2 separate regions of the Homo sapiens genome follow, and region 1 is linked to region 2. A link is a loop called in an ENCODE intact Hi-C map of the cell type or tissue named here. Cell type or tissue: IMR-90. All regions are shown on one strand.

What was found. Peaks named below come from ENCODE experiments on the same cell type or tissue, not always from the same donor. Only the 100,000 strongest peaks of a DNase experiment are listed, where the experiment ranks them.
Region 1: a loop joins it to region 2, with 2.2 times the contacts of the local background. A loop is called at or near these places in 15 of 110 quality-filtered maps.

Annotation. Positions count from the first base shown.
Region 1 is chr5:91,125,242-91,127,741 of GRCh38, forward strand. All of the region lies in intron 87 of ADGRV1 (adhesion G protein-coupled receptor V1), which reads left to right. Among named protein-coding and RNA genes, the nearest start is that of LUCAT1, 190 kb to the right of the region's middle. In IMR-90, no CTCF peak of the experiment used is centred here; a DNase peak (open chromatin) is centred at 1,450; H3K27ac peaks cover 1,318 bases.
Region 2 is chr5:91,177,406-91,179,905 of GRCh38, forward strand. All of the region lies in intron 6 of LOC107986432 (a long non-coding RNA gene), which reads right to left. Among named protein-coding and RNA genes, the nearest start is that of LUCAT1, 140 kb to the right of the region's middle. In IMR-90, no CTCF peak of the experiment used is centred here; DNase peaks (open chromatin) are centred at 1,296 and 1,796; H3K27ac peaks cover 455 bases.

The DNA.
Region 1 (2,500 bases), 52 kb before region 2:
TACGAGAGTCTTTTAAACTCTGCTGCTGACATGGCGTACAAACAGTGGTCTCTAAAAGTGCATTTCATTCACTTTGGGTAGGTCATGCATTATAATATCATTTCCCCCCAAAAGTAGCTATTACTATTACTTCCTTGAAAGGGCCAGGAATATACTTGGAAGATACAGTGAGAGCTACAGTCTGGAGCATCACAGCACAGAGCTGTTGCCTGATCCCTGAAAGTACATTGACAATCCCTAAGGTCCATAGAGAATCCAGGCGACACTAGTCTTGGGCAAATCACAGCATAGAGTTAGACTTGGAATCAGACAGGCCTAAGTTTGAATTCCAGTTAGAGTGCCATCCCTAAATCCCAGTAAATGAAATAACACATAATATGCTTAGCCCAGTGCTTGCCACACAGTAAACACTCAGTAAAGGGTAGCTTTATTATTTTTTTCAAAGGAATAAAGGAGAAGAGTTGCACGGCCTTAAATAATTCTCCAAATTTATTTTGAGTGAATGCATTTTGTGCTAGAGCTTTTCATTGGTAACCAGATCAACAGAGCTTAGAAAGCACTATTTTGAGGTATATCAGATGAAATGAACACATGCAGTGATTATGTTCATATTTGATACAGAGGGATCTTATTTCATTGTCGTCTTCCTTCTACCATGCTATATCCATCTGTAGTTCTGTTTTCCTTTTTAAATGTTTCAAACCTTACCTTTCTTTGGAATCCAGCTTTAAATGGACTACTTCCTTGAAGCTTTCCATGCCCACTCTAGTTTATAGTAACATCTTCTGATGCAACCCCCACCTCATTGCATTCCATATTTTCACTCATTTGGCACCTCATCATACATTGCCTGGGGCAGTTCCCTAACCAGTTCCCTGAAGACCCACTCTCTTGGTTCTTTTGTACTGCCTGTAAAGCTTAATTACAGAGCTGGCACAGAGTTCCCAGTAAATTCTTGTTGAATTAAATCTCTTATTTGAAATTTCCAATGCCTCCACTCCCCTTCCACAAATTCTCTCAATGTAGGGAAATCTCTTTAGATGACTAACCGGTGTTAACACCTCAACCCAAACTGACATTTTCAAATTATTTAGATGCTTCATAATTTTCCAGTGTGTTCTACCAAAACAATGTTTACATGAAAAGAATATAATTATTCAACATTTTTCCTAAGACTATGGTAAAAGCCAGCAGCATTGCCCCACTTAGAGGAGCTAAAATAGCTAAAGGTTACATGCTTTGCCTCAAATAATAGACTTAGTGAAGAGGGTAGAAGTAGAAATGAGGTCAGCCCCCCAGAGCAGTCTGGTGGCCTTGAGCAACCAGGAAGGTAAAGCCGGTACCTCAGTTAAATCACCAAGTTTACTGGAAGTGCATATTTTTCATGTGCCAAATTCAGTAAGTCATGGAGCAAATGTTTATTTTGCTATGCTTTAAAAAGTTGCTTTGCTTCTTGTAAGTTTTCTCAGTGGAAGGGTTCCAAGTTATGACTTAATCTATGTTTGCAGCATTGCACTGGAAACAGGATTTGTCTGTGAAATGGCTCTGTCATTTGTGGACCACTTCTGTAGGGAGATTGTGGATTTAGGAAGGGCAGAAGCAACAGCAGATATGCCTGGTGTTTGAATGGATGTGCCTCTCTCGGAGGCAGCAAGCAGCATACCCATATTATAAAGTTTTTGATTTTCTAACATCTGAAGACAGGCATCCAGCCTTGCAGAACAGCCAGGTGTCTGTTCTATAGACTACAGTTCCTTGTTTCCAGAATTACGGTAACCAAATAATACACAAGGTCACCTGATTGCACTTCCCAACAACCTGAACAAAGAGCACCTTTGCGCTTGCTGGTAGGTGCTGTACCAGACTCTTTGTAATCTGCCTTAGGTCAGAGAAGAACAAGCCATTACCAGTATGGGAGTCCATCCCTAGTCAGGGCTAGTTGCTATTATCCCTTGAATACTCTGCAGGCATCCCACAAGACATTTGAGACTTCATATTTGTCAAATAATAGAAATCTGGCTGGCCTAGTGGCTCATGCCTGTAATCCTAACCCTTTGGGAGGCTGATGTGGGCAGATTGCTTGAGGCCAGGAGTTTGAGACCCACCTGGGCAACACAGTGACATGTTGTCTCTACAAAAAATTTAAAAATTAACTAGGCATGGTAGTGTGCCTATAGTCCCAGCTACTCCAGAGGCTGAGGCAGGAAGATCCCTTGAGCCCAGTAATTCAAGGCTACAGTTAGCTCTGATCCTGCCACTGCACTCCTGTCTTGGTAAAGGAGCTAAACCCAGTCTCACCAAAAAAAAAAAAAAAAAATCTTACTAGAGATTTGGGTTATTACAAAAGGGATCACTTAAAGACTTTATGTCTTAGAGACATATTTCTTCAGCTGGATAAACAGTCCATATAATCATACAGTAGACAAAGCAAAAGGAAGATCTTAGTGACAGCTTAAATCCAGGATAAGAAATTAGGAAGCTGCCTTTATAGAGACACCAG
Region 2 (2,500 bases):
ATCTCAGGTGAACCACCCTAATCCAGTGTGCATCTTTAGGCATGCACTTCCCTTACCACTCCAGCCACCCTGCTTCCCTCTCCGCCTTTTATCTCTGACATTATTTTTTTTTTTTTTAAGAGATAGGGTCTCACTCTGCTGGACAGGCTGGAGTGCACTGGCACAATGATGGCTCACTGCAGCCTTGACCTCTCAGGCACAAGCAATCCTCCTGCCTCAGCCTCCCAAGTAGCTGGGACTACAGGCATGCACCACATGCCCGGCTAACTTTTTAGAATTTTTTTATAGAGACAAGGTCTCACTAAGTTGCAAACTCTTCTCAAACTCCTGAGCTCAAGCGATCCTCCCACTGCAGCTTCTCAAAGTGCTGAGATTACAGGTGTGAGCCACCACACCTGGCTCTGGCATTAGCATTTCAGCCCACCCAAAGCTATTCTTCCCACGAACCAAGTGTATTACTCCCTGCTGACTCACCACTCTATCTTGAGTTCCAAAAAAAATCAAATGTTTCTAAAGTTAAATAGTTGCCCTAGATTGTGTTAATTTCTTCAGTCTTTGCAAGGAATAAAAACTGAGGGTGAAATAAGCTGATAGAATCACCACTGGCTACCATAATAAAGCATTCATACCAAGTGCAAGGCAGGGCTCGGTGGCTCATGCCTGTAATCTTAGCACTTTGGGAGGCCCAGGTGGGTGGATCACCTGGGCTCAGGAGTTCGGGACCAGCCTGGGCAACATGGTGAAATCCTATCTCTACTAAAAATACAAAAGTTAACTAGGCATGGAGGCCCACACCTGTCCCAACTATTCGCGAGGCTGAGGTGGGAGGATAGCTTGAGCCTGGGAGGCAGAGGTTGCGGTGAGCTGAGATCATGCCACTGCACTCCAACCTGGTTGACAGAGTACGACCCCTTCTCAAAAAAAAAAAAAAAAATTCACACCAAGTGCAAGAAGCAATACAAACGACACAATAAAGAAAATCCCAGAGGAGATAGAAGCAGAAATAAGAACTTAAATTTTTCATAAAAGACTAATACAATAATTTTGGATACTCTGATACACGTATAAAATTCTTCAAAATTTCCTGAGATGAAAAGGTAAATCCCCTGCACCAGGACAGATAGCCTGAGTTACTAGTTTCATAACTAGAATTATGAAAGAGGAATGCTCAAAGGAACAAGCTGCATTTGGAAACATTTTGCAATTTTCAGACCTGAGATCAGTTACCCAAAAGATGAGTTAAAATATTCTGAAAAACAATCTCTTACAATAGACGTCACTAAGCCAGATATGATCCTTCCCCAGAAACAAAAGGAAAAACTGATCATGAAAAGATCTTACCACTTCCTGTGGAATTCAGAATCATCTGAAACACTACTGGAGAAGAAAATAGAGGGAAATATTGCTGGATTTCTTAGTCTTTGCTTGTACCCATTCAATTAATCTTATAGTTTTTCAAACTTATTTTTAGGTTTATCTTATTAACTCTTTTATCTATATTTCATGTGGGAGTATGACAGTCCCTTTTATTTAAATTATCCTACCATTACTATTGAAACTTTTTAAATCAATATTATTCTAAAGCTTTATTTATATGAGGTCAGACTTTTTTTCTGGCTGGATAGGGTAATAGTAGTTGTAATAATTAAAAGTGAAGGAATAACTTAGATCAGAATAAAAAAATATTCCCTGGCTTTTTTACTTACAGGAAATTGTAGATTATTCCTTTCCAGAAGGTGAAAAAAAAATCTTGTGTGAGTAATAAGACAAATTTTCACACAAATAACCAATAACATGAGCTAGACAGATGTTGTTTATAAATTCTTTTACTTGCGCCATTTCTTTGGGAAGTTAGGAAAAAGAAAATCACTTAAAGTACAAAATAATAGATGCTTTGCCATTGGGGCCCTATTATAATATGAAATAGACAAAGTTCAAGTGGTTTTTAATATTAATAGTCTAAACTGTAAAATCATGAATGGTACTGTAATTGGGTTATTTTGGTTGCAGAAAGATCTACTTGTAACCAGCTGCAGTGATAAAGGGCAATTAACAAAATAAAGTTACAGGGATATTTCATGGAAGCTATAGAACTCTCTCCCCTTTATGTCTCTCAACTAGATCGCTATGCTTCCCGGTTAATATGGAAGAAAATTACTGACAACATATACCAATGTATCCTCCACTTAAGAAAGTACCCCAGGCTAGGCATTGTGGCTCATGCCTGCAATCCCAGCACTTTGAGAGGGCCAGGTGGGCAGATCACTTGAGTCCAGGAGTTCAAGACCAGTTTAGGCAACATAGTGAAACCTTATCTCTACTAAAAATACAGAAATTAGCCAGGTGTGGTGGCACTCTCCTGTAATCCCAGCTACTCGGGAGGCTGAGGCACAAGGTTGCTTGAATCCGGGAGGGGGAGGTTGCAGTGAGCCGAGACTGCGCCACTGCACTCCAGCCTGGGTGACAGAGCGAGACCCTGAATAGAAGGAAGGAAGGAAGG